3 separate regions of the Mus musculus genome follow, and all the other regions are linked to region 2. A link is a loop called in an ENCODE intact Hi-C map of the cell type or tissue named here. Cell type or tissue: left cerebral cortex. All regions are shown on one strand. Links, peaks and the distances in the headings refer to the core of each region. The heading gives the core; the rest is flanking DNA. Region 1 overlaps Dot1l (DOT1-like, histone H3 methyltransferase (S. cerevisiae)). Region 2 overlaps Izumo4 (IZUMO family member 4). Region 3 overlaps Dot1l (DOT1-like, histone H3 methyltransferase (S. cerevisiae)).

What was found. Peaks named below come from ENCODE experiments on the same cell type or tissue, not always from the same donor. Only the 100,000 strongest peaks of a DNase experiment are listed, where the experiment ranks them.
Region 1: it touches region 2 in a loop (3-fold over the local background); 6 of 42 quality-filtered maps call a loop at or near these places.
Region 3: it touches region 2 in a loop (4-fold over the local background); 8 of 42 quality-filtered maps call a loop at or near these places.

What each region holds. Positions count from the first base shown.
Region 1 is chr10:80,789,154-80,798,664 of GRCm38, reverse strand. It overlaps Dot1l (DOT1-like, histone H3 methyltransferase (S. cerevisiae)), which reads right to left. Exons shown (of 28, transcript NM_199322.2): 25 at 9,146-9,351; 26 at 8,281-8,345; 27 at 7,104-8,054; 28 at 3,204-5,158. The coding sequence ends at 5,151. Plekhj1 (pleckstrin homology domain containing, family J member 1) reads left to right here and starts at 39. Exons shown (of 6, transcript NM_023900.2): 1 at 39-584; 2 at 688-755; 3 at 826-892; 4 at 1,843-1,933; 5 at 2,011-2,074; 6 at 2,143-2,566. The coding sequence starts at 491. The coding sequence ends at 2,253. In left cerebral cortex, for the core only: a CTCF peak has its summit at 7,040 (motif pointing left); DNase peaks (open chromatin) are centred at 6,216, 6,524 and 6,896; H3K27ac peaks cover 2,247 bases.
Region 2 is chr10:80,702,899-80,712,409 of GRCm38, reverse strand. It overlaps Izumo4 (IZUMO family member 4), which reads right to left. Exons shown (of 10, transcript NM_027829.3): 1 at 9,451-9,511; 2 at 9,281-9,361; 3 at 9,130-9,201; 4 at 8,654-8,680; 5 at 8,482-8,557; 6 at 8,324-8,371; 7 at 8,216-8,230; 8 at 7,975-7,992; 9 at 7,697-7,711; 10 at 7,028-7,346. The coding sequence ends at 7,259. Ap3d1 (adaptor-related protein complex 3, delta 1 subunit) reads left to right here. Exons shown (of 31, transcript NM_007460.2): 23 at 203-298; 24 at 1,578-1,721; 25 at 1,943-1,990; 26 at 2,454-2,643; 27 at 2,922-3,010; 28 at 3,124-3,209; 29 at 3,542-3,663; 30 at 3,873-3,952; 31 at 4,427-5,454. The coding sequence ends at 4,522. Among named protein-coding and RNA genes, the nearest start is that of Izumo4, 5.0 kb to the right of the region's middle. In left cerebral cortex, for the core only: no CTCF peak of the experiment used is centred there; no DNase peak of the experiment used is centred there.
Region 3 is chr10:80,778,245-80,787,755 of GRCm38, reverse strand. It overlaps Dot1l (DOT1-like, histone H3 methyltransferase (S. cerevisiae)), which reads right to left. Exons shown (of 28, transcript NM_199322.2): 9 at 9,414-9,493; 10 at 6,845-6,913; 11 at 6,282-6,388; 12 at 5,572-5,613; 13 at 4,465-4,572; 14 at 4,101-4,332; 15 at 3,770-3,883; 16 at 3,100-3,191; 17 at 2,913-3,014; 18 at 2,569-2,706; 19 at 2,133-2,258; 20 at 1,490-1,974; 21 at 1,267-1,402; 22 at 606-752. Among named protein-coding and RNA genes, the nearest start is that of Plekhj1, 16 kb to the left of the region's middle. In left cerebral cortex, for the core only: no CTCF peak of the experiment used is centred there; DNase peaks (open chromatin) are centred at 2,681, 3,284 and 4,172; H3K27ac peaks cover 1,568 bases.

The DNA of each region.
Region 1 (9,511 bases), core at 3,985-8,984, 85 kb before region 2:
TTCCGGGAGCAAAGGCGTCGGCGTTTCGTGTGTGCGCAGGCCCAGCGGATGGACTTCCGTCTTCGGTAGGCGGGAGAGAAAGGAGCGTCGGGGCGCAGAGTGCGCGTGCTCACTGCAGCGACCGCACAGTTTCGCTCCGCCCTAAGTCTAGCGGCGCCGGCTATCGTGACAAGAGGAAAGCGTTAGGGTTCACCGGCCCAGGAAGGCGCTTCGCTCATCGTGGAGTGCTCTGAGTCTAACTTACACCTCACGCTTAGTATGTCTGGCGGTTATTTAAGGACGGGCCATCTCCTTCCCGTCTGACTCTGTTCAACCGCGCAGACCCATAAATTAGGGCCGCGCAACCAGCCCAACAACGCGCAGGCGCAGTAACCGGGTTGGGACTTCCGAGATCGCTCTCTGAGACTTTTGTGGCGCTGGCTGCGGCTTCGGGGAGGACGGCGGCCGAGAGGCAGGGCGCGTGTTGGTTCGCGCGGATCCGTGCGGCGGGATGCGGTACAACGAGAAAGAGTTGCAGGCGCTGTCCCGACAGCCGGCAGAGATGGCGGCCGAGCTGGGCATGCGGGGCCCCAAGAAGGGCAGCGGTGAGCCAGTCGGGGCTGCGGCTGGGGCACTTGGGCGGGCCGGCGCGGTTCCTGGGTGGGCGAATGAGAACAGTTCCGCGCTGACACCGCCCTGTGCCTACAGTGGCCAAGCGGCGACTGGTGAAGCTGGTGGTCAACTTCCTCTTTTACTTCCGCCCGGACGAGGCCGAGGTAGGGGCGTGGGGGGCGCGGGGGACCCGCGCGGCCCGGAGGCCGGCGCTCATGGCCGTGTCTCGCGCAGCCCCTCGGAGCCCTGTTGCTGGAGCGCTGCAGAGTGGCCCAGGAAGAACCGGGCGGCTTCTCCATCAGTAAGTTTCCATCCCGGACTCTGCTCCGCACACCCGATCCTTTTTACTCCCTTAGGAGCCTACGTTTGTCCTGGATCCCGCGTCCGCTGGTGGCCCAGGACTGGCCCAGCTATCACTCAGAGTGCCCACTGGGTCTGGTTCTCGCTTAGTTTCTTCTCCGACCCCTCTGCCCGTTCCCAACTGAGAGAGGTGCAGTCTGCGAACGTGGGGTGTATAGCAGGAACAGTCTCTGCCGCCCTCTCTGCCACGGGTAGGGTACGGGCAGGCTTTAAGGCCTGTCTCAGCCTTCTTCCCTAACGAGAACTTTACAGTATCTTGTAGAGATTTGGGCATCATGTCTACCTATATTATCCAGTGGGGTTCTTTATCTGTACCCCTCTTTTCTCCTTCTTGCACGAGTGCACACGTGTTTTGGGGTGTGAGTATGCCAGTAAGGCCAGAGGGAAACTTGAGTAGTTGGTTCTCATCTTCCACTATGTAGGTCTCCAGCATAAAACGCTGGTCATTGGGCTTGGCAGTAGGGTCCCACCTGGGGCTTACTTTTAAGTTATACTGACTGGCCAGCAAGCCCTACGAACCCTTCTGTCTCTTTCATGAGTCTTTCTTGAACACTGACATTACAGGTGTATTCGTTCTGCTCTCCGACACGGATGCTGGGGCTTCATCACCCATGTTCTATTGCCATTCAGTTTAGGGTCTAACCTAATGACCTTCTATTAGCCACTTCCATTCCCAATAACCCAACTTCCCAGTGAGTCCCCTATTTGTGGGTTCAGGGGTCAGGATTCTGGAGGACAAAGCCAGCATGAGACAGGCAGAAGATGACTTGGTGTTAGAATAAGAGGTGTAGTTTGAAATCCTGGTGAGAGGAAGCTGGGACTTGTGGCCAACAGGATGTAGACCAACTGGACACTGACCAGAGGTGGCTCTTATCCTTTATCCCTTTCCAGGCTTCGTCGAAGACCTCAGCAGGAAATATCACTTTGAATGCTGTAGCCAAGAGCAGTGTCAGGACTGGATGGAAGCTCTGCAGCGGGCCAGGTGGGGCTTTAGGGACTGATGGGAGCTGGGTGGAAACATGGGGGAATGTGAACAGTGAGCCCAATCCTTTCCTCCAGCTACGAATACATGCGACAGAGCCTCATCTTCTACAGGAATGAGATCAGGAAGATGACTGGCAAGGTATGTGGGGCGGTCAGGGATGGGACAGCTTTCCCTGGCCTTGCTCACAGCCACCGTGCCCTCCACAGGACCCCCTGGAGCAGTTTGGCATCTCCGAGGAGGCCAGGTTCCAGCTGAATAGCCTGCCTAAGGATGGGCGGACTACTTGTATTGGCTCCCAGTTAAATGTGTTGGACTGACCCTCTCTGGGCCCCTGGCTACCCTGGGAAGTTTTTTTTTTTTTAATATAGGTTTTAATACATCTGTTCAAAAGGTCCAGAGGAGGTGGGCAGGGTCTGTGGTCCTCGTTCTCCATGCCATCTCCCTGCCAGCACCCCTTGAGTGTCCACATCCAGGGACCGAGCCTGGCACAGCTCCCCTATCCATTGCCAGATGAATGTATAATGCTAGATGAAGCTGTGAACCCCCCCCCCCCCTCCTGCTGATAGAGCAGGGCATGGGTGCTGGCCTCAGTGCTCAGCCTGCTCTTTAATAAAGGTACCTCTTTTCTGAGCCATGTCGGAATGAGTGGAGAAGAGGAGGGTGGGACACAGGCTGTGGGCACTTGGGAGGCAGGGGGAAGAGGAGGGTGGGACACAGGCAGTTCCAGAGCATCTGGGACAGAGAACAAAACAGGCAAGCTGGGCTGGTGGCACACACAGTATAGGTGTAGGCAGGACTTGGGGGGACAAGCCTCTGGCTCGCAGTGTGCCTGAACCCTGGTTGGACACCCTCACTGTGGAGATGTGGATCCATCCTTGGGTTTTGGGGAGTGGTACTCATATAAGTGGGAGTTGTAGGTAACCCTGATGGGGAAAGGTGTGTTCTGCCCAAGTTGTAAGGGACACCTAAATCCTGGCTTTCTAAACAGGCTGTGTGCACTTGGGAGGCAGCGGGAAGAGGAGGGTAGGACACAGGCAGTTCCAGAGCATCTGGGACAGAGAACAAAACAGGCAAGCTTTGACACAGCTTTGTGTCAAGGGGCTTTGACTCAGTCAGGATTGGATTCTTAAGTGAGACTGGGTCCTCCCAAAGCGGGAATCCTTCAGAGTCACTGTCAGCCTCACAAGAGACAGATAGGCACTCTGCTCTTCCAGTCCAGGTTGGACAGCAATAAACAGGCAAAGAAAAACTGGCACTGAGAACTGGCTCAAGTGAAAACGGCTTTATTTATTATACTGTGTCTAAAGGCAGCAACAATGTGTGAGATGCCTTGGGGGAACCAAGGGAAGAGAACAATGCACCCTTTAAGTACAGAGGTCATCACAAGACAGAGCGATGCTGCATCAAGTTACAAACAAACAGGCCAGGCTGTCAAAAAAGCTGTGTAGGTTGAGGGTGGGAACTGGGAGGTGTGTCCCGTCTGGGCTAGTGTGGGAGTGGTGGTCCCAGTCTGTAGGGCTTTCTATCAGTTCCTGAGCTCAAAGCCCTGCAGCAACCTTGGATTGGAGTGGCAAGGATGACTGAGGCAGCCTTACCCTGTACTAGGCCCATCAGTCACAGGGTACCTGGGGCCACTATGCACCATGGTCAGTTTACTGTGGGTTCCTGTTTCTTATGGGCTCAGGAAAGGACTTGCAGTTGTACCCAGAGCACCTGTGGCCCACTGGGCCATGAACATGCTGTGTCTGTCCCCTAACACTCAAGTAAGGTGGAGGCAATGGCTGCTGGAGCAGCAGCTGCCAGGATGGCGTGCGGGCGGTGTGTACAGTGTTCACTCGGGGTTTTGTTCCAGGCCTGGGATTTGCTAGCTTTTGTTTCGGCTATCCTGCTCTGCAGCACCTTAGTTAGCTGTGGTGCACAGGAACAGGCCTGCCGAACATGAGCACCATCGCGGGGTGGGAAGGGAGTGGGAGACACCAGCACCGTCTTCACAACTACTTTGGGAAGTAGGTGGGGGTGGGGGTGGGGCAACATGGCCTCTCCCCTCAGCCCACCAACCCACGACTGGAAGTGAGCAACATTGAGGGCAGTCAGGACCATCTCAGAAAAATCAAGTCAGCCCTGACCTCTGTGGTCACTCCCAGTGCACCTATCCCCAGGACCAGGAAGCAACTCCTAGACATAGGCAGGCGATGCCCATAGTGACCAGAGGCCCTGGGCAGCCCAGCACATCTGGGCCACACTCCTGCAGGGTCCCTGGCCAGTGCCATTTTTTTTTTTTTCGTTTTTGTGCATTTGAATAAATAAAAGTATTTTTCCTCCTCACTTTTCTTTCCTTTTCTTTAAAGTTCACTGTGCATTATACAATCTAAAAATAAATGCAGTCAAGTCTATGAAATTTATAAATCTCCATCAAATCTCTATAAAATACTGTCACTGATCATGTGACTCTCTTATACACAGATGCCAGGGGACCCACATTGGGCCAGCCCCATGTCACCTGACCAGCATGCCCCGAGCCAGAAAAGCAAAGAAATACAAAGTAAATGCACTTGTCACAGGAGCCACCAAGCCCTGCAGTAGTGGCCCTCACCTGTCAGCACCACTCAGCCCAGCTGGGAACCCCCATTCCTGCCCCAGCCCAGTCTGCACCCACTGCAAAGGCACGCCCAAAGCCACAGGGTTAACAGTGGGGTGTTCACAGTGACAGCAGGCAAGTTCCAAGGAGGGGGAACAAAGGTCAGCCCCCATTGGGCATGCCAGGCATGCCTTTGGTGTCAGAGCAAGATGTTGGGGGCGCATCTGAGAACTGTTTGGCCACAGTCCATGTTTGGGGCAGCACCCAGGACAGAGGTGGAGATGGGCAGGCATGGGCTTGCTGGTGAGATAGCACCGGGACGGAGTCAGGAGTCCTTGTGGCCAGCCCAGCAGGCCAAGTCTTTATATTATTCTCTCTCACAGACACTTAGACGTCTCAAGAGGTTGCCTTGGACGACTTTGATGGAATAAAGTAAGTCAGAATTGCTTATACTTTAAAAAAAAAAAAAGATAAATACTTTATCTAAAACTATTGACAGTACAAACTGGACCAGTCCAGCACCTCCTGCGGTGCCGCCGATTCACAGTGGCTCCATGTCCGGCTCCGCCGGCCTGGCAGGCAGCAGTCTTGGTCCACACCGTCCTTGCATAGGTCGTGGCTGAGGTAGTAGAAGTCCTAATTACCTGCAGGGAAGAGGAGCACAGGTTAGGTGCATTCAATATGCCTGTCTCAGCTGAGCTGCCCAGCAGGGCACAAGGGTATGGGGGGGGGCATTCCTGGCAGGTGCCAGTGGGCCCAGCCCCCTCCAGGTCTGCCTTGCTGAACATCCAGAGTAGGTCAGCTGGAGAGGTGCTAGCTCTAGGACCTCCAGATGGCAATGGCCAGGCTGCCCTCGCTGCCCAGGCTACTGCCACCACATAGCCAGACCCAATGGAGAAGGCCAGAGGGCTGCCACCTGGCTCTTCTTCACTTACAGGGCTGACAGCCAGGCAGGGTTTCACAACCTCTGTTCTGGGAGAGGTAGGTGGGCCCAACTCTCTGCTCCAGGATACCATGCTACCCCAGGCAGCTTTCTGCCTATGGCCAGCCTAGAACCTCACCCACCTGACTACCCCGATTTCCTCCACACACGACTCCAGGGTGGAGGCTGAGAATGCAACCTCATCATTAGGAACTGCTATGGGCCAGGACCCTCACGGTGGGTGGAGGCTACCTTGAGCTCTGGTCTACCACACTTGAATCTCATCACTTCCACTGACCTCTCAGCGGCTGCTGAGGATCTGGTACTCTTGCACAATGGTGGCCCTGCCTGCCTCCCTTAGCCTCCCATCTCTACCACTCAGGACCCCAGGCATCTGCCGAGCCCTGCCAGCCGTCTTCTGGGCAAGAGGAAGTACGGTTTGGCTCTAGCCTTACCTTACAGAACATGAACTGCTAGCTAAGCAAGGTCTTTATCGAGGCTTAACCCCCGAAAGGTGCGCGGCATAAGGAGGCGGCATGCCAAGGGAAACCCACACAGCAGATGGCCCCGAGGTGCTGGCCTGTGGGGCGGCGGGCGCGGCCTGCGCCAGGGCCAGCCGGGGCAGGGGCTGGTGGTGCACCGTGAAGGAGGGGCGGGAGACCTTGTGTGGGAGGGAGGCGAGCTTGACAGACAGAGAGGCATTAGCAGGCTGCAGAGAGGCGGCAGAGGAGGGGGGTAAGAAAGCGTTGTTAGCTGGGAGGGAGGCCAGGCTCTGCAGAAGCACTGGCTCAGGGTTAGAAGCCAGCAGCGCAGGTGGAGGAGGCAAGGCGACGTTAGGAGGAGGGGGTGCATGGAGGACAGGTGGCCCCGCAGGGGGCCGGCCTAGATGCTGAGGAGGAAGTAGGGGAGGTGGAGGGGGCGGCCGAGTCTCGACCGAAGCCGCGGCCTGAAAGGAAGAAGCCGAGGTGCTGGCCGCCGCCTGCAGCGGGCTCAGGCCCAGCGTGGCACTGCTACACACAGCCCCGCTGCCGACACCAGCTCCAAACGGGTGAGCAGAGGCGGAGGGCACCGCGTGGGTAAAGACACCTGTAAACAGGAGAGAAAAAGCAGCTTCAACAGGCGGCACCGTCCAGGCAGGCGAAGCAAGAGGAGTACAGCCGCCAGCAGGAAGAAGCAGAGGACAGCGTGACTCCGGTCCAAGCGCAGGCACAAGCAGCAAGCAGTAGGCTCAGTGTGGGACACTTACCTGCCAGGCCGAGGCCCTGCCCCTCGGGCCCACCTGCCCGCCCCTGCCCAGCCAGCACCGCACCACGCCTGGCCTGTGGCCCAGGCTCCGCTCCGCCCTGCGTCTGAGCAGTCCGAGCAGGCCCTCCTGGACTCATTTCTCACCAGGCCCACTTCCAGCCATGAGGCACGTGGGTGGTCACCTCAAACAGGGGAGGCCCCCGAAGAAAGTACTGCCCTAGTTAAGTGCACCGTGGTCTTCTGAAAACAAGAGGCATGTGTTACGAGGCTAGCCAGCAGTCTCCTCCTCACACAGCTTGGCGGGCGCTGACAACTTGCACTGATAGCTATGAGGCCTTCCTACCGCCCTCTAGAGAGCTTGGAAGGTTGGTGGGGAACTGAGCTCCTGCACTGGGGCCACAGGGCGGCCCTTCCTTGCCTACCTCCAACGGTTCCGCCGGCCACCCCAGAAGAGAAGCTGCCCATGGTGTGTGAGTTGGTCAATCGGGTCGCAGTGGACGACACATGCACCAGGCCTGCAGCAGCTGGCACAGTGCTGAACAAGGACTGCAGCACAGAGGAGCCGGCCACAGAGCCCAGGTTGGCCTGCAGGGACATGGGGCCCAGAGTAAACTGGGGCCCGGGGGCAAAGGTGCTCAGGAAAGGCCGGGGAGCCTGGGCAGTGGGTGTTGCACTGCCCGCAGAAGAAGCCACAGTTACAAGACCAGGGCCACCAAGGAGGCCACCTGGAGGCACGGCTGCAGCAGAGATGAAGAGGTTGTGGCCGCCCTTGAAGTCCAGCTCACGGTCACGACCTTTGCTGGCCCTGCTGCCATGTGGCAGTGAGGCCTTGTCCGAGGGCCCGCACAGGGGCAGGCTCTCTCCTGACTCCTTGTTTGCGTTGCCCTCACCCTTCAAGCCACCCAGGCCCTCGGGCTGCCGCCTGCTGAGGAAAGGGTTGGCCTCTGTGGTACTGTCCTTGCCCCTCTGGGATGGGAAGCTCAGGGAGGCACTCAGGCCAGTCACATCCGGGCCCTTGTGGGAGAGGGAAGCACCATCATTGAAGCTGTGTAAACCGAGGTCTGCAGCAAGGCCCCCACTGAAGGCCAGGCCGTTGGGAGGGTTGGTGCCAGGGCTTGGCCCCTCGGCTGCACCCAGAGAGCCCGCAAAGCTTTTCCTTGGGTGAGTGGGGAGCTTGGCCTCAGCAGCAGGCTCCTCCAGGGACGGCCGGAAAGAGAACAGGGGGCTGTGGCTCAGGGCAGAGCCAGCCTGTAGCGGACTGTCCACAGCCTTGGCCAAGCCGAGGTCAGAGATAGGAGAGAAGGTAGACTTCCATTTGCTGCTGTTGATAGGCTCGCTCGAAGGGGCTGACTTCCTTCCCACCAAGCCACCACCTGATGGGAGAAGTCAGTGGCCATGAGCAGAGCCTGGGGCCTGCTGCTTCCTGGGGTGAAGACAGCTGAGGAGGGCTAAGAGGTGCATGCAACGTGACACTTCTGTTGCTTAGAACATGAAGGCCTCTGGTCCTGCCCTCCCAACCATCCATGTAACAGATGCAGTCCTGGGCTAGCCTGCCCTGAGCCCACCACCTCAGGCCTCAGGCAGAGAGCAAAAACTCACCATTTTCCAGTGTCTTCGGGGGAGATTTGCTTTCTAAAGAGATTGTTGCAATTTTTCTCTCAATTCTGTGCAAAGACAATGGTCATTTAGTGAGTCTATGTGCTGAGAGATCTGAGGACTCTTAGGAAATGGAGGGTCCAAAAGGCTACCCTCAGACCTCGCATGGCAGGACCCCTGAACAGAGCTAGAGTAAATCTGGGCAACTGGCAGTCCTAAAGTCTGTGCATGGGACTGTGCTGAGGACCTCAGAAGGTCTGCTTGGACTTTGACAACTGTGTATCTCAAGCAGGGCAACCTGTAAGAGCTTGCTGTCGGGGCTGGTGAGATGGCTCAGTGGGTAAGAGCACCCGACTGTTCTTCCGAAGGTCCACGGTTCAAATCCCAGCAACCACATGGTGGCTCACAACCATCCGTAACAAGATCTGACTCCCTCTTCTGGTGTGTCTGAAGATAGCTACAGTGTACTTACTATAATAATAAATAAAGTCTTTAAAAAAAAAAAAAAAAAGAGCTTGCTGTCCCAAGCCCTGTTGAACTTGGAGCTTAATGCATGATCAAAATTAACTTCACCATGACATTCAAAAAGTGTGCATACAGGACCTCATCAATACTCAACTGCAGGGCAGCATAGTGTAGGTGGGGAGAGGGGAGCATATATTGGCTCAGACACAGACAGAGGACCCAGAGGGCCTCACAGAGCACAGGCCCCCATGCAGGCCCCAGTCCCCATTCATCAAGAAAAGCAAAGGTAATGCCCACTCATAACACTACTCGGACCAGGGAGGTTAGGATGGAAAAGCTGGGTGACAGAGCCAGCACCTGGTCCAAGACTTTCACCCCACAGAGCAGTTCACTCTGTGCTCACCGGGCACTGCTGGGCTCATCCTCAGAGCCTGGCTCCTCATCTGAGGTCAGTGGCGAGTAGTGGGCCCCATTAGTTAGTCCTAGAGGCCGTTCCTTCCTGAGCACCGGAGGCTGGTCATGGTCCTGGTATGGGGTGGGGGAGCTCTTCAGGGAGCTCTCAGGGGATGAGATGGCTGTGATCTCCAGTGGCTGGTTGATGTTGCTGACCTGTGGGGTCAGAGGAGGGCAGTTAAGCCACATGCCCAGGGTAGGGTTTTGGAGAGGCCTTATAAAAGTACAAGTAGGGAGAGGAGAGAGCCAGAATACCAGCCATTGTCCCTGCCACCCACGCCTAGCTGCTATGTCTCTGGATCTGCCCCACTGGACT
Region 2 (9,511 bases), core at 2,586-7,585:
GGTTCAGTGACGCAGAGGGGTAGCCAGCAGGACGTTTGTCCCCAAGGCATCCCTTGGAGGATGTCCCCAGCCCTCAAGTGGAACAGCACTGGTTATGTGGGATTCAAAGTTCTCTTACTGCTCCTAAAGCTGGAACCCATGAACAGTCTGGAATACCACTACACCCCTCCCCAAAAGCTGACTCTGACCCTCCTGATAACAGGAAGAACTTGCTGCAAGCACTATCACCTCCCCTAAGGATGAGTGTGAGGTTCTCAAAGGGGAAGAGGAGGACCACGTGGATCATGACCAAGAAAGGGTGAGGCACAAGACGATCCACCCCAAGGCTGTGGCAAGGGGCCCCTGGCAGGCCTGTGCCTGAACCCCAGGACAGTAGGCCTGCTCACAAGGGATCACAGTAGTGGTGTCCTCAAGAGGTAGCTGCATGCTGGGCGTGGTGGCACACGCCTTTAATCCCAGCACTCGGGAGGCAGAGGCAGGCGGATTTCTGAGTTCGAGGCCACCCTGGTCTACAGAGTGAGTTCCAGGACAGCCAGGGCTACACAGAGAAACCCTGTCTTGAAAAACCAAAAAAACACAAAAACAAAAGAGGTAGCTGCAGTCCTCATGCTTTAGCCTCTGAAAGGGATATAGTACCTCCAGTGCAGTTTCTAAGCAGTGCACCACAACACCATCTCATTCCAGAACCTTCCATCACCCAGGTCATCTCACATTTACTTGCTGTCTCTAGATGTTCCTGTTCTAGACAGTTCCTGACAGGGAGTCTCACACTCAGTGGTCTCTAACGTCTGGCTCTCAGTGAGAGCCTCTCTTGCTCTTTATTTACTTACTTACTTACTTTTAAAGATTTATTTATTTTATGTACTTGAGTACACTGTAGCTGTCTTCAGACACACCTGAAGAGGGTATTGGATCCCATTACAGATGGTTGTGAGCCACCGTGTGGTTGCTGGGAATTAAACTCAGGACCTCTGGAAGAGTGGCTCTTAACTGCTGAGCCATCTCTCCAGCCCCTTATTTTGTCTTTTTAAAGTTGACTTTGGTTGTGTGTGGTGTAGGATCTGAGGTCCTCGTGATTCAACAGCAAGCACTCTTAACCACAAAGCCATCAACCTTCGCCCCAAGCCCCACGTTGAAGTCTCCATGTGTGCTTTGTTGGAGCCTGGCTCCTACTCGTGGCCATGTGTTGTTGCTCCAGTGTGGGACTGGGCCTCGTGTCTGTCAGCCAGCCAGCCATAATGCTAGTCCATTTGCCCCTGGATGATACAAATATAGGCACACTGCTGAGTGTTTCTTCCTCGTGGTGTGGCCAATAGGGCTATCCTTCCTGTGCAGTGACAGTCTTGCTGATCTGTGCTGTGCAATCTTCTTCACTCTGCTCCTGCCACTCATCTGTCAGCCCCAAGGTTCTAGTGTCTGCCAGGGCTGGCCTCCTCCAGCCGTGGAGACTTGTGCAATTCCTGGTTTTACTGTCCTATCTGCTCCCCTGAGGACCTCACCATGTAGTGTGAGGGGAGACAATGATTAAAGGGTGCCTCTGTGGGAGACATGGGGCCTCAGCTCAGACTCTGCTTCAGAAATCATCCCGGCACAAGAAGAAGAAACACAGAAAGGAGAAGGAGAAGGAGGAGAGGCCACGAGACAAGAAGAAAGCTAAGAAGAAGCAGGTGGCACCTCTGGAGAATGGTGCGGCAGCAGAGGAGGAGGAGGAGCCTATCCCGGTGAGCATTCTTGACAACCTGCCAACCCAAGGGTGTCACCTGGGTTCTGTTTGGAGAGGACCCAGGGGTCCGTGCAAGCTGCTTTGTGACCTGTGCTTGGTGAGGGATCCATGACCCGCAACATCTGGTGGCTCATGTTTTGGGAACTGGCCATCCCCAAGCATGGTTCTGTAGCCTAGTCCCTGTCGCCCACAACTGACGAGCCTGTCTCTCCTCCCCAGCCCATGTCCAGCTACTGCCTTCTGGCTGAGAGTCCCTACATTAAAGTGGTAAGTGACACTTGGGTTGCTGCAGGGCGGGCCATTGGCGGAGCAGACCCATCCTTAGAAGCCTTGTGGGGCTGGCGGCAGTAGCCGGGCACCAAGCTCAAGCATCAGTATAGGGCACTCTCTGCAGCCCAGCCACAGCTGGAGAGCCAGTATGACCAGGCCACCAGAGGACAGCTTTGCTAGCAAGACAGAGCGACCAGCTGGGCAGCATACACCTTACACCTTGGGAAGAGGCAGGGGGATTGCAAGATCAAGGCCAACCAGTGCTGCACTACAAGACTTTGTCTCAAGGAGTCAAAAAGACAGGAACTGGGGTGCAGCTTCATGAAGAGTGCGTTTTGAGGGCCTGGGGCCCACAGGCAGTTTTCACGGGGGTGGGGTGGGGTCACTGTCCTTGATCTTGGCAGTGAACTCCCTCCCCTCAGCTGGTCCCTGGCCCTTGACCCTGCCCTTGCTCATGCAGACATATGACATCCAAGCCAGCTTACAGAAGGACAGCCAAGTGACTGTGTCCATCATCCTGGAGAACCAGAGCAGCAGCTTCCTGAAGAACATGGAGCTCAACGTGCTGGACTCTCTCAACACCAAGATGACCAGGCCAGAGGGCTCATCGGTACACGACGGTGTGCCCGTGCCTTTCCAACTGCCTCCCGGTGAGCCTACCCTTCGGCCCTAGCCTTCGTCACGCCACCTTGGCTCTTCACAATGGACTTAACTAGAGCTCCCAGGGACAGCTGAAGCGAAAGGCCCCAAGCTCTTGATGACCCTCCCGTGTCTCGGTGCTACTCTTGGGCCACATGCTGGCTTCCACCTGGGCCATTGGGCTGAGCTGCAGCAGTGCCCATTGTTTCTGTCACTCTAGCATCCCACCCAGCTAGGACAGACACCCCAGGGTCAGTGCTGGCCCACTGAGTGCCATGTCTCCCAGCAGGCGTCTCCAATGAGGCCCAGTTTGTGTTCACCATTCAGAGCATCGTCATGGCCCAGAAGCTCAAAGGCACACTGTCCTTCATTGCCAAGGTATGCACTCTATGCTGAGGTCCAGGTCCCTCCCGCTCCCCAGGGGATGTCAGGCATCCCAGGAAAGAAAGTGCCTGATTGGAAAGTCCACCCTACAGCCTTTCTCCTTGCAGGATGATGAAGGAGCCACCCATGAGAAGTTGGACTTCCGGCTGCATTTCAGCTGTAGCTCGTACCTGATCACCACACCCTGCTACAGGTGTGTCTCCACCCCACCACACAGCTCGTGGGAGGAAAGGAGGGGTAGAGTTTGCTGATGTGGGCTGTGAGGTAGGAGTAACATGAGAGTGCTCAGCCTTCATCACAGGCGTCGCCTCCACCTGAGGCCACCTCTTCTGGCAGGTGACACTGCAGATGGTTGCCTCTCTGTCCCGGAGGACTACCCTGTGTGCCTGTCACTTTCTGATGCTCACATGTAGGTAGCCCAGGCTGCCTTGGAGTTTGAAGCTGCCCTCATGCCGCGACATTCCTAATGCCAGGTGACTGCTGACACCCAGGCCCTGCCATCACACACTCTCTGTCCTCCCACAGCGATGCCTTTGCAAAGTTGCTAGAGTCAGGAGACCTGAGCATGAACTCCATCAAAGTCGATGGCATTAGTATGTCTTTCCAGAATCTTCTGGCAAAGATCTGCTTCTACCACCATTTTTCCGGTAAGCAATGTTACAGTGATAACACTCTTGGTGGCTTTGTACCAAAAATGACAGAAGCTACTTTCCCACCCCTAATTAGACCCTTGCTGCATCAGGCCTGGGCCTGCAGCCTGAGTGCCTTCACAGCATGGGCCCCAGCCGTGTCCTGGCAGTTCTGGCTGGAGAGGGCCTGCCAGGGAGCATGGACCTGACCCCCCTGTCTGTTGCAGTTGTGGAGCGAGTAGACTCCTGTGCCTCCATGTACAGCCGCTCTATCCAGGGCCACCATGTCTGCCTGCTGGTGAAGAAGGTGAGCTCACAGCAGTGCCTGCTGCTCTGCAGCCACCCAGGATGCTCTCAACAAGAGGCTGAGTTTCCCCTGCACATACCTCCCTGTCCAGGGCTGTCCTCTAAGGTCCCCATCCCAAGAGTACAACCCATCTCCCACAGTTAGACGAGACCTCCTAGCTGAGCTGTACCAACCCTCACAGTTCTACCAGGCCCTCCAGATGCATCTGGTTTGGGAACACAAGGCAAGAGGAAGGGAAGAGTGGGCTCAGAACTGTCTCCGGCGCCCTGAAGGGCTGTATGCTATTTACCTGCCATCTTAGCACTCAGGAGACAGAGGCAGGGTTACTGCATTCCAGGCAAGTTGGGGCTACATAGCTTCAAAAAAATAAAGTGAGGTCTAGGCTCCAGGGAGGGTAGGAGAGGTGACATTTGCGCCCCCCACACACACACACACACACAAACATAGGCAATTTGTGCATGTGCCATCCCCTAGGGCGAGAGCTCCGTGTCAGTAGATGGGAAGTGCAGCGATGCCACGTTGCTCAGCAGCCTGCTGGAGGAAATGAAGACCACGTTGGCTCAGTGCTGAGTTGCAGTCCAGGATGTGCAACAGACCACAGAAAGATGTGATGCGTCTTACCTCTCCTGTTGTGTGTACTGTCTCACACCCAGCATTAATTTAACACCACCGGCCTCCACTGTGTGACCCTGAGGTCCTATGTTGCATCAACTTCTTTTATTATCCTTTATTCCGACCTGCACTCCTTTAGCAAGGAAGGCCATCCTGACCCTAGCCAGAAAGGGGCTGCTCCACTTCCCATTCTCAAAGGCGGCTGTGGACTGCAGGGTTACAGCAAACACACTGATGTGGCCCCACTCCTGACCCCATGCTGCCTCTGGAGGAACCCTTCCAGATGCTGCTGTCCACAAATATTCCAACTGGTAGCCTCTATGGAGAGGTGATAAGGCCAGCTGTTAATGCTTTTCCCCACAGCCTGCAAGGTCAGATGGATGAAGTGTCCTTGTGGGTGGCTCCGCAGCTCAGCTGCAGACAACAGGGATGGCCCTTTGATTTTCTTCTGTTCAACAGAACTGTGGTCTGTCTTGGGGTTCTGTTGTGGGGGTCAGTGGAAGAGTGCAATGTATGCCTCAGTTTGTCACTACACATCATGGGCTTGTCCCTGCAGCTGTGGAGGGCTTAGTGCCTTGCAGTGGAGAGTGTGCATCCTGGGAGCAGTCAGTGCTTCCCCAGCTGTTCCTGGGTAAGGTGAAGAGACATCTAACTGGGTAGCTGGGCACAAGCTGAGCCTTCCTCAGAGGTGACAGTGGTCTACAGACATTCTGGCTTCCTTTGAGGACAACTGTCACTTTAGCATGTAGAGTACTCTTACCGACCCCATGTGACCTTCCAGCTCTATGATGTTCCATGATTGATTTGCTGTTGACATTCCCATGTGAAGAGAGATATATCACGCTGCTGACGATCGGTGTCACAATGACCCATTAAAGAGTCAAAAAACATTTGTGTGTTGTGTCCCCATGGTACCCCAGGGCAGTCCCCAGTGTGCCATTTAGGCTCCTGAAGCTCAGGTGGTACAGACCAGTGAGTTTCTCCAACCTCCACCAGTAGGTGCCTTGTGTGTGGGGATTACAAGTTTGGTGTGAGTGCAGAACCAGAAGACAGTTGTCCTGTATCATTACCTCCAATCTCCACTTGCCATGCTAGAATTCAAAATTGTGGTAACACACACCTTTAATCCCGGCACTTGGGAGCCAGAGGCATGGGGATCTCTGAGTTGGAGGCCAACCTGGTCTACAGAGCAAGTTCCAGGATAGTCAAGGTGACATAGAGACCTAGCTTGAAAGGGAAAAAAAAAATGTCTGTACCTTGTGCCAGGAGAATGCTCTGGGTTCCCTGGAACTACAGCTCCAGGTAGTTGTGAGCCACCCTATATTGGAAAACCTGGGGTCCTCTGCAAGAGTCTTAACCACAGAGCTACCTTTCCACTCCGCAGCATTCTAACTGCTCCTGTGGCTGTGAGGGGGGAGAGCAGGAACTTGAGTTGAAAAAGGCCCTTGCTCCATCTCGGCAGCTCACTGCCACTTCGTTGATGGGGAAAAAGGAAGACTCCTTTTCAAATAAACTCAACTGCAACTGAAGTCCCCAAATGCTGCTGTGCCCAAGGCCTCATCCAGTGCCCCATCTGAGACCATGCAGCACTCTCTCACTGCTTCAAGCATCCTGCCAGCCCTAGCCAGGACCCACAGAGGTAGTCTTCAGCAGCAGCGGTAGCTACAGTGTACCCATTGCTGTGGTTGATGACTGGCCACAGAGTGCAGCTGGAGTTCCCAACACAACACCTAGTGTCCCTATTCATCCTGTTCAGACTGCTCTTCCAGTCCATTGGAGGAAGGAGGGACTCTAGATGCTGCCATGTGTAGTCCTTGTTAAAAACAAAACTAACTTGCTGCCTGTCCCATGAGCAAGAACTGTAGGAATGTGCCTGGAAATGCTTCTGCCTGGGGCCAGGGGACATGGTGACAAGGAAACCAAGGTGACAAGGACACCAAAACAAAAAGGAACCCCTGGGTCTCCTGCATCAACTTCTCCCAGCCAGCCTATCTCTGCTGCTAGGTGCTCTCTGCAGTGTGGTCCAGCTGTGTCTCTGACCTGGATCACACACTAACCTGCTCCACTTTTACAAAGCCCACTGTATCATCCATCCTGAGGCTGAGAGAATTCAAGGTCAGTCTACAGACAGGTGCAGTGCAGGAAGACCCAGCTAGCACGCCTGTAGAGGCAGGACCGTCAGGAGGCCAAGTCATCTGCTCCATGGCATGCTCCAGGCCATACTGGAGTACTTGGCATCCCACCTCAGCAAGAGCTGAAGCATCCCTTCTGCAACCCTGCCCATAGTTACCCAGGGTCCTTGGACCCCGAGGGAGATGTTGCAGGTACCAGCCAGGTTTTTTGGTCCCTCCCTCTGTGGATAGGAGCGTAGGACCCCTCCACACCTGTACATCATGTTCAGGTGAAATGCATGCCACCAGCTACATTAACGACCTAGCCAGATCTGGCAGTTAAAGAATTGTTCCTCATGAGAAATGTCAGGGCATTTTAATCAAAATATCTCAGAGGGCCCTGCCCTGGGGGGTTCCCCACTATCTTACACAAACCCATCTCCCTGCCCTCCCCTGTCCCGGCCCAGCCTGGGATCCATGGGAGTGGGAGGGGTAACTTGAGGCAGGCAGCAGCTAGCTTCTCCAGAGGCAACAGTGCAGTTGAGTCCTGGCCTCTGCCGAGGCTGGGGGCTGGCAGCCACTGTCAGTGCTGGGTCAGACACTCAGAGACTTTTTCCAAGGTCAGGTTGACCAGATGCTGAGGTTCCAGACACTTTATGTTTTGTGACAGGCTTTGGGGGATGAGGAGGAGGTGCTCTAAGCCCATTGTCTGCACATGCCCTCCTGCCTCCCTTCCTAGGCTGCCTCCCATAGCCCATTAATATAGTCCAAGCTAGCCCCTAAGATTCTCCTGCCTCAGGCTCCTGGAAGGCTGGGATTATAGGAATGCATTGCTACACCTAGTCCCTGCCTGTTCTTAAATCCTAAAGTGTGCCAGTGGGATAGGGACCCTCCCTAGCACCCACAATGACAGGCCTCGATAGGGCATGAGAGGTCTGTGGCAAAGAGGCCACTTGACTTTGGAATTCTGTTTTCCACAGGTCACCTGCTTCTTTGTAGCCTTATTCCCCAGCTCACTCACAAGGCTGGGGTGGTTCTGCACATCCAAGTTGAGGCCGCAGGGAAGAAACACAGCATGGTTCAGGCAGTGCGTTGACCACACAGGCAGGTGTGACTACAGATGGCCAGTGTGCCCTCAGGCACACAGCCCTGCCCAGCATCCCCTCCCGCTCTTACCCACCCTGCCCAGCATCCCCTCCCACTCTTACCCACACACCTCCTCACTCCATCCCTCTCCCCACTCCCCATACCCCGCTCCTCACCTCACTCCTCCCTCTCAAGTGGAAGGCCTGGTCTTACCTCATCTTTTCATCCTGTCTGAAATAGAATGGGGCTCCAGTTAGACCCTCCAGGTCTGCCACCACACCAATTCAGGGAAGAATAGGTTTCATGAAGACCCTTCAGCCAGGATGGCTTGCCCCCTTCCTCCAGCTGAACTTGGAGACCTTTGAAGGGTGTGGGCAAGGTCCTCCTGAGCCTTGGCAAGCTTCAACCCCTCATCATAAGGCACACACAACCTTGGATTCCAGCAGGAACTTACTTGTGCCAGGTGTTTCTACAATGACAGTAGGTTTGGAGTCAGGGGACCAAGTGGCCTCCCTTGGTGTCTCCCTCTCCATGTCCTGGTACCCAATAAGCCCCAGCTCACATGTATTTCAGAAGGCCCTGTACAGCTGACTCCCACTGTGCCGATGACCTGGGGTGGGGGGGGGGAACACAAGACTTGGTGGTGGGGTATCCCCAAGGCCCTGGTCCCCTTCCTTGCCTAGGACCCCAGGGGCAGTGGGATTGCTGCATGAGCCATACTTGCAGTAGTAGCCAAAGCAAATGACGTGGGAGTCCGTGCAGTTGCTGCAGGAGATGGTCTCGTACTGGTAGATACCTGCAATATATGAGAAGCAGCCCCAGACTCCCCTGGGCCCTCCCCAGCCTGGGCCACTGCCACTGTGGCCCTTAGCCTGGACCATGGTTCACTTACCACAGTGACGCTGACAGTCAATGCGGCCTGGGGAGGGGAGGACATAACAGGATAGTGCTTTCTGACAAGGCCCAGAGCTCAACACCTCAGCCCCACTTGTTTTTGTAGCCCAGGATACCCTAGCACAGAGAAGGTAGCCTAGGCTGCCTTGTGATTTGTGGCAATCTTCTTGCCTCGTTCCCTCATTTCTGAGTGCTGGGATTACACGCTTGTGCTACATGAGTTTCATGGATGTAGGAAGGGGTCAGTTGCAGTGAAAGATGGGGATAACCTAAGGGAAGGATGGTTCCATTGTTCCTAGGTGCCACCAGGAGACTAGTTTGACAGAAATAAGGGGGTGATGGGCATGCTAGCAAACATTTATGCAAAAGGGCCTCCTGCAGAGTCACTCCTCCCTGAGCCCTGTTTCCAGTGCCCCTAGCCCTGAAGTGCCAGCGGCCATGATCATCTTCCCCTCTGTGGAGCCCACTGCTCACTCTCTATGATGGCGTTCTGGATGAGGCGCACTTGCTCCCGGAAGATGGCCCGCAGCTCATTGGGGAAATACCCTGATGTGAGAGTCACAGCAGAACGGTCAAGTTCAGGTGCGTAGCAGCTCGCACCGGCCCCACCTGTTTCTCTTTTTACCTGGGAAGTACATCTTCCCCTGGTACAGCTGGTCCATCCTCTGGTACACGGCTTCTGCTACTTGATATAGCTTCTTCCGGGCTAAGGGCAGGAGGAAAAAGCAAGCAAATGAGTGGCCCTGCCCGGTTCCCTGCTGCTCTTCTGACCCTGGAATGGGTTCCGCCGCTCACTGATCTCAGCAGGAATGGCCAGATGGAGCTCCTTCATCGTGTTCTGGATCCAATCGGAGAG
Region 3 (9,511 bases), core at 165-5,164, 78 kb before region 2:
GAGGACAGAGCTGGGCTCAGCTCAGGAGTCCAAGCCAAAAGGCCAGGTCACATTCAGTTAACAAGGAGTGGGACAGAGATAAGATGGTCCCAAGCCAAGGCCAGACACAACTACATGTTCAGTTCACTCTGACCTAGGACAGAGAAGACACTGCCTCGGGTAAAGTAAATGGAAGGCAAGGCTACACTGTCTGAAGCCCACCCTCTGTGAACAACAGTCACTCATCCCTGATGTGAACTATCACAAACAGCAGCCTGGGCCATGCCTGATCCTGCTGCTTGAGTGACTAAAGCCCTCCTAAGAGGACTTTTCTTTTTTCTCTGCTTCTGCTTCTTACAAAACACACCCAGGACCTAACTACATGTCTGGGAGCAGAATTAGCTGTGGACATGGCTTTTGGCAGTTCCAGGCTCAATCTCAACAGCACCGACAGTCATAAAGACTAGGATTGCTCCTGAAACCAACCACAGCCAGTGCCTCTGCAGCCACCGCCGCCACCACCTCTGCAGCCACCGCCGCCACCACCACTGCTGCCGCCGCCGCCGCCACCACCACCACCGCCGCTGCCACCACCACCACCACCACCACCTGATCTGGCAACTCACCGCCCTCTCAGCACGGCTGGGCAGCACCACGCTGGCCAGTGGGATGCTGACCGGCAGCTTGTTGGGCTGCACTGTGCTGAGTGGAATGCTAACAGGTAGGCTGGTGATGGTCTCCCCGTGGCTGCTGTAGGCACGCTCCTTCACACCCTGCCAATAGATAGCCATGTGTCACCCAGACCTGGATGGGAGCTCAGCCACAGACCCACTACACAGCTATATCCTCAGGTCATGGGCTGGTAGCTCCTGCAGGGCCTTGTGTGCAGTTGAGGACAGTGCACACTTCCCAGATTCTTCTTCCCGCCTGTTTGAGACCTGTCACTGTGGACTGCCAAGCCTCACAAGGACCCTGCCCATTCCTCCCAAACTTCATTCCATCTCTGTAAATATAGTGGAGACCCCAAACCCTTGGTCTCACTCCAGATGCTCCAAGCAACCTGTTCCTGGAACCCTGTCCCAATGTCCACCAAGGACACCCGAGGGAGGCTCTGACACACTCAACTGCAACCACGTCCCAAGGCCTGGGAATACCAGTCGCCACCTCTTCCCCAGGGCTCTAGAGTACTCTCCACACATCCTACAGACAAGGATGCCCTTGGGCACAGTGCACTGCAGTTGCCTCATCCACTCCTCACACAGGAAGCTTCTCTGGAGCAGCCCTTACCTTCTCACTACCTTTCTCGGAGGTGAGGGGCGAGGTTGCCGGGGAGGCCAGTGGTGGATCCTGGGGGCTGAGCTTCATGCTGTTGGACAAGCCAGGGCTCTGGTAGGGAAGGCTGCTCTCCTTGGGGTGCTCTGGCCTGCAATGAAAGGCCGGTCACTCTGCCCATGCCCAGCAGGCACACGGCAGCAATGGTGACAGAGCCACTACGTGCACTTGTCCTCACCGAGGGTGTGGCTCACTGGTAGCTGCTTTGCTAGCCCCAGTGTGGTCCTGGCTCAGGTGCCGCCTCAACACAATCTTGGCAGGTGACAACCGGGTGTAATCAGGCAAAGCCAGGCCAGACAGCTTTTCTAGCCGAGGCCGGCCACTGTGGCTAGGGGTACAAGGTACGACCTCCTGGTCCAAGGGAGAGGCCAGGTACTGGGGTGTGTTCTGCTTGGATGATGGCCGACTAGCTGCATTGCAGAGCTCATAGCTGGCAGCATGGCCGTTCATGGACAGCTCAGGGCTCATGCTGCTGAGGTGTGGCAGGGAGATCTTGGCACAGTCCAGCTCAAGGCGTAAGCGCCCAGCATCAGCCTCCAGCTCTCGGCCCAGGGCACCCTTGCCACGCAGATGCAAAGACAAAGCATCATCTGGTGGTACACAGGACTTTAACTGCAGGAGCTCCTGCTGGCGCTGGGTCTTCTCGAGCTCCACGATGCTGATCTAGAGGATGGGAGGGGTGTCACAGAGCAGCCAAGGCTCCACCCAGCAGGGTAGGTGGCACATGGTGGTCCAACGACACGTACACCCCTGCTGTCCACCATCACAGATGCCTTTCTGAGGGTGAAGATGGGGTCTGATGCAACACACCAATACCCTACCTGCAGCTCCAGGCAGTGCCGCTGCTTCTCTGAGATCTGGCTCCTCAGGGCCTGCTTCTCTTTCCGCAGGTTCTCCAAGGACAGTGTGGACCAGTCAAGCCTCAGCTCCTCACACCGGGCCCTGAGCTATGGGTACATGAACAGGAAGTCTCAGTAGCCAAAGGGAGCAAGGGCCAGGCTCTCTGGACAGTGCAATGGATCCTTCCCACAGTTGTAGCACATAGTATCAACACCCAGCCACAAACAAGCAATGTAATAAAGGCCAATATGACCTTTACAGGACCATGACAAGATGGAAAAGAGTCCCTGGCCTGATCCTTGCTCAGCCCAGCAAATCTGGTGCCAGAGCACACCTCTGGGCCAGTGAGTGGGCAATCAAGTCCTCCCTCCACCCCACACGTGCGCAACCAGCAGCGGCAGGCCCCCCTGCACACACCAGCCGCAGGCTCTGGCTCCGAAGCTCGCTGTTGTCCTTCTCCAGCTGTTCCGACTGTTCCCGCAGCTGCTGGTTGTGGGCAGAGATTTCCTTCTGGGCCTGAATCAGGTCATTGTAGGTCAGCGCCTTCACGCCCAACTGGGGATGAGGACAAAGCATGGTGAGTAGAGTCCCAGTTTATAGGAACAAAAGAGATGACAGCTACCCTACAGCTCTGACCCGAGTATAGCCAAGGCAATTCCATATCAGTACTTCCATAAGGACAAGGGACGCTATCTTTGGTTGCCCCACCAAACCCTGGGTCAGGTTCTGCTGAAGTGGGCGGGCGGGCGGCCTCACGTCACCTCATCCAGCTTCTGCTGGAACAGCCTGCGGATTTCTTCCTTTTGGGCCTGGCAATGGCCGAAGAGCTGCTGGGCTGTGCCCAGGAGCTGTGTGTTCTTCTCCTGCAAGAGAGGACAGGAGAAGGTGACCACAGAGCCCCCAGGCAGCCCTATGTTGAGAACTGACATTAAGGCAGAGCCTGCGCACCTTCTCCTGGTCCAGAAGCTGCTGTAGGTTAGCCTTGTACTGCGGGGTCTTTGTATAAGCCAGGAACTGCAGGTACTGGATTCTGAAGGACTCTGGAGGCACACACACAGCACAACATGTAAAGAAAGGCTGGTGCAGGAGTGGGAGGCAGCAGACACAGGGAGGCTATTGGGCCCTGGCTTGCTGCAGGTCCATTCTGCTGTACTTTCAGCTTTTCTCACAATGTGGGAGGTTTCCTCCTGGCAGAATGGGCAACCCTAAACCCTGAAAGCAGATCTCTCCTTCAAGTAAGGGATTTTGTCAGCCTTCCCTGTGCAGTGAGGGTCCCCCTCCCCCCCAGACAGGGTTTCTCTGTAACCCTGGCTATCCTGGAACTCACTTTGTAGACCAGGTTGGCCTCAAACTCAGAAATCCACCTGCCAGGATTAAAGGCGTGCGCCACCACCACCTGGCTTACAGTGAGTTGTTCTATACAGAGCTCCCCAAGTACTGATGGGACACACAGGTCCCCAGATGTGGTCCAGGATGCCTGAGGTAAGTTGGTCTCAGCTACTCACAGGAGCCAACATAAGCCAAAGTAAGCCAGGCCATACAGCAAGTGGGCTTGACTGGGGCCCCACCACTTGCACAGCCCCCACAGAATGGCTTCAATGTCAGAGCTATGACCCACCTAAAAGCTTCTGCAGCGCAGGTGGGGTGGGTGCCACTAGCAGTGGGTTGGGTGAGTGCAGCTGCGTGCTTGGAGGTAGCTGGTAGAATGGGCTGTGAGGTGCCCTGTACGCATCTGCAAGAGAGAGAAGAGTCCCCGTCAGCTACCAACCATGGTCCCACACTACTGTGGGCAACAAACTTGTCAAATCTGGGGTTTGAAACAGCTATGGGATCCAAATCCACACTGAGCTCCTCCTGGTTTGTAGTATCAGGCCTGGCACATGGCAGAGTCCCATAGTCACATGAATGGGGACTCACACCCCTGCAATGCAGAAAAGAAAGAGGCTTACCCTGGGGTGAGGCTGAGGGTGGGGCTGGGGGCGGAGAGTGCAGGAGATCCAGTGTGCTTTGGCTCTTCTTAGACTTGCGTTCGGCACTGGCAGCACTCATTTTCTTGGGCCGCCCACGTTTCCGGCCAGCCATCTTTCTCCCTTTCTTGTTCAGTTTCTTCTTCCGGGCTTTGGAGGGAGATGGCTTTTTGACAGTAGCCACACCTGATTTTTCTTCCTCAGCACCAGAATCCTGGAGAACACAGACAGGCAGGTAAGGGTCACAGCAGGAGTGCTCACAAGACCATAGGCTGAGGCACCCCAGCCACCTAGCAGCCCTGTGCCCTGTGCTGGACGGACATGCTGGACAAGGAGCCTATCTCACCGCGGGGGCCTCAGTGGCAGCTGCTTTGCTCTCAGGGACTTTGGTGGGCGTGGTCGCATTGCTCTTGTTCTCTCGCTGCTGTCTTCGCCTAGCTGCCTCCTGCTCCTCCTGAAAGGAAGTGCTGGGTAAGTGTCCAGAACACAGGATGATCCAACTCTGCTCCAGCACGAATGAAGTAGCTACATACACAAGACACTTGGGAGAGTCTCAATGCATGACTTGGGTCCCACAGCCCCTCTGTGGGGAAGACATGAGCCTGTCATGGTGTGATGGCCCAGGATTACCCTACACTGATAGCTGCAGGACCACATGGCAATGAAAGCTCATGGGACATGCCAACCAACAGAGAGGCCCAACTGCGCCACTCAGGACAGATATGGTCCCCCAAAGAGCTAGGCCAAACCACACATTAAAGACCTATGTCCTCTTGGCACAACACAGCCACTCTGACTTGAACCCAGCTGCTCTGGCCTTCATGAGGTGCACACCTGAATGCCCTTGTGGAATCAGCTGAGGACACACACTGGTTACAGGCGCTAGGCTGCTGTGGGATGCACTCCTTGGTGGCAGTGTACCTGCCTGTAAGGTGCCTACACTCCTGTACCACCGACAGCTCAGCACTTCACCCGGCAACAGCTGCTAGAGTGTTAGGCTCTGCTCTTAGTGTCCATGTACAGTGAACACATCTTGGTTTACATCTCCCCAGGGAAAGGCACACAATAGCCCACCTCTATATGTCCCTGAGGAGAGCCTGTCTCAGCTACTCACAGGGGACAACATAAGCCAATGCCCAGCAGCTGTGACTAGAGAAGTACCTGCCATGGAGCACACTGCCCAGCCTTCCAGGGTACTAGAGACAAGAATCCTCAACTGTTAGGACACACCCCTGACTTGGGGATTCATGGCACTAAAGGACAAAGAATGTACTGGCTCCTGGACTGCAGGACCATCACTCACAGAATCATGAACATCCAACCAGTAACAGAGCTTAGGGCCTTCGGGGGCCATGGTTGGACTTGGGGTCTCTGGCCACACACACTACAAACATGCACAACTAGGCACCATGACTCTTGTGTAGGATCAGAGTCAAGAGAGATGCAAACTTACCCTGAGTTTTGGATTTTTCAGACTAGAAAAATAGTTTTCAAGCTAAAGAGGAAAAGAAAAGGCTTTGTTAGAAGTGGGCCCTAGGCATGGACACAGGATGACCACAAAGACATTCTACGTCTCAAAGAGCTGCCGGGCACAGTATCGAACACCAAAAGTGGCACAGCTGGAGTACCAAGGCAGCTAACCTTGACTCCCCATGACTGCTAAGGACCCTGGGCCAGAGCCTCCCAGGGGGGACACTGGCTACTACACTGGGACCTGTGTGTGGTGCCACTAGCAACATGGGAACATTCGTGCCTCAGCTGAGGAACCTTGCGTGGCTCACCCTCTTTTCTCAAACAAGAAGTGCAGGTTAAAGCTGCTGCTGGCTGTCAGCTGCCAGTTCACAGCACTGACCCAGAGGACAGAGAACAAATGCACAATTGCCAGCATGCAGCTTCTAGGAGCCCAGAGACTACCAGGACACCAGGCTTGGACACAAAGAGCTCCGGCAAGGAGGGGAAGCCATGAGAAGACTATGAGGAAAAGGCCAGCACACACCTGGGCAAGTTGGGAATGGGTAACAGAGACCCAAGGCCTTCGAGTAACAAGGCTGAAACTGCTATGGCATCTATTTGTCAGGAAAACCAAGGACCAAGACCCAGAGTTGCCAGGCCCCATGGCCTGTGATTCTCTCCCACTCTGTAGGGTGTCAAGTGAGGACTCACTATGGTGCGGTCAATGGTGTGCAGATAGTAGGAGACAGGCTTGCCAGTCCACGACACAGAGCCCTTCAGGGGCGACAGCTCCACCACACGCATGATGGTGCCAATGTCTATGAGAAGAGCATCAGATCAGGACTGCAGCCTGAGCTACTGCTCATGTGCCACAAGCAGTCTGTACAGCAGCATCCCCAAAGCCTGCCCAGCCATTGAGATAGGGGAATAACCTGGGGCTCCTCAGGAACAAGGTGGCAAGCCCACACAAATGGGGTCAGGCTTCAAGATCAGCCAGAGTCAAAGCAAGCATGCAGACCCTGAGCTGAGCCAACCAGTCGCTTAACCCAGGGAGGCCCACAGGAAGACTGGCTCCTGCTACAGACTCTGCATCCTAAGGACTTTCTTGGAGTACCATGTTCTCTTGAAGAAACATATTAAAAGGGAATATGGATGATGTATAGTGGTCAAAGGCTGAGGAGCAGCAAGCTGAACACCCTCCTTGCAAAGCAGAACCCCATATGACTGGTCACAGGAAGCTGGATACCCTGTGTACCACCGGGCCCAGAGCTTACCACTCAAGTTCCTGCTGTTGATCCTGAAGTTCAGAGGGGCAAAGGGCTTTGAGGATACGATTCTGCCGCCTGCAACACAGAAGCCTATCACTGCCATGTTTAAAAAAAAAAAAAAAAAAAAAGCTGCACATGTACACAACTGCAGTCCACAAACTCAGGCATGGATTGCAGCACAAGTGAGGAGTGCCAACTTAGAAGGTGCTAGTTCTTATGGAACCCCACTGAAACTCACCTGACCCTGCACCATGGTAACAACTGTGTACCCGGATTACAGGGTCATGGTGGCATCCAGGCAACAGAGCGCAGAAGAGGAGATTGCTATGAGCCACATTACCAGGATGAGAAGCTGGGCAAATAGAGCTGCCTTGCAGCAGTTCCCTTAAAACCCACTGGGAAAAGACTTAACAGACACAGTGGCTCAGTGGTTTTCCCAGCATTCTGGCAGCTAAGAATGGGGAATTGCAAGAGTCTGAAGACAAAACTAGGCTAAGTGGCAATATCCCTGTTTTAAAAACAGGGCTGAGAATATGATTGGTTACTGCAGTCCTTGAGGCTGGGGATGTGACAGAAGCCAGGGCAGGGGATAGGATCAGAAATGAGTCCTAAGAGGCAAAAAGAGCCACACCAAATCACAAAGAGTTTAATTACATTCAAACGTCTGACAGCCACACAGGTAGTTTAGGTGTGAAGGTACATGCCTTTAATCCCAACATAAGGCAGAGGTGGGCATATCTCTGAGAGTAGTCTAGCCTAGTCTACACAGAGTTCTATCACCATTAGGGCTATAGAGAGACCCTATCTTAAACAACAAAACCAAGCCTGTCTTTCATGAGTGACTCGGATTCTTCTCCATATATAAGAAAGCAATGAGGTGGAGAGGGGAGACTGAGATAAGAGTGAAGCCCAGATAGGCTCTGACTGTCTTCTGTAGTGCAGGCCATCTTGGGAGTTCTAAGCCTCCTACCTTGGCCTCCTGGATGCTAGAACAGGCCTAAGCTCCACACTCAGAGACATTCAAAAGACTAGTCTACCCAGCATGGTGGTACATATCTGTCATCTCAGCACTGTTCCAGGAAGCTGAGTCAACACTGTTCTGGGATAGCCTGGAATTTCTCAACACACACACACACACACACACACAAACACACCAAGCTGATTATATCAGTGCACTGGCCTCTAGCCCTACTCTAAGTCCTGCCCACCAGCAAAAGGGCCCAGGCTAGAGCAAGGTCAGGTTCCTGTCTCCACTATGTGGGAAAACAGCAATGACTAAGGGGTCAGGCAGAAAGGACACAGGCAAGTCTGGCAAGCACCCCATGATCTTCCCTAAGCAATGATGGGATAACCCAGGAATACCCACATGTAGGTATTTGTGCTGGATAGTTTTTGTCAACTTGACACAAACTAGAGCCATCTAGGAAGAGGGAACCTTAACTGAGAAAATGCCACCATCAGACTGGCCTGTACACAGTGTGGGAGGGCCCAACAAGGGTCCTGAGCAGTGTCAGAAAAGTGGCTGAGCATGACCTTCAACTTGTCCCAGTCTTCCACCATGGCTCCTGTTTGGAGTTCCTGCCCTGACTTCTTTTGATGATGGACTGTGATTAGCTGTGTAAACCAAAAACCCTGTTTCTCTGCGGGCTGTGTTTGGTCATGGTATATATTCATTTTATAGAGCACAGAGAGCACATGGGGACAACACTATAGCGTCAATCAGTGGCAGGCAACGTGGCTCTCTGCAGGCAGGGAAGGGGCTGAGGCTGGCTGTGTCATCAGAGCCTGGACGCCCTGAAAACTGGGTTTACTGGCCCTTAGGAAACAGGTAGTAGACAAAGAGTGGATGACTTACAAAGTCACAGGCTTGACCCCAAACAGGCAGCATTAAGACAGAAGCTAATGTGGTAGTGTACACTGTGATCAAGTTCAAGACTGGCCTGGGTCTCAGTTAGACCCTGCCTAGATGGGATCCTATCTCAAACTACCAATGAAGGGATGAAGAAGGGAAATAAAGCAAGAGTGAAGCTCAGTGGGGAGTGCCTGCTGAGAATACAAGGCCCTGGGCTCATCCCCAGCACCCCGAAGTAACTAATCCTCACAGCAGACAGTTGGCCTATCTGTGACAGCTAAGAGGTTGTAAAGTGTGGGTATCCCTGCTCCCTGTGGCATGACAGCAGTGTGCAGTACAGACCACAGTGCAGACAGCCCTGGCCCTCCACAAGGGACAGCATGTGCTATATGCAACCGCTCATTCTGGAGCAGTCACGGGCAACTCTCCACTGCGCAAGATTAATAGGCACAAGCAAGTACAGATACACCATAAGCTCACAAGCAAAGAGCCCTGGTGTAGACGGGGCTGCAGGAGACTGCTTCTGAGCTGGGTTAGCCTTTCAACCGTCTGCTGGCTGCCTGGGATATGTTGGGGCAGAAGTGCCTTTGGCCACCAGGATCCCCACTTTTGCCATCTAGCCCAGGAGCTGGGGGAGGGTTGCTGAGGACCTCTGAAGGAAGACTGATGTGCCTGCATGTCCCTCTGGAGAGGGCGGTGGTACGAGGCCTGTGGATGCGTTACCTTCCTTCATGTTTGCGAATCGCTCCTTCAGCTGGTGATCCACCTCAGGACCAAAGGCAAAGTTATTCACAAATATAACACTGCAAAACAATGTTCCA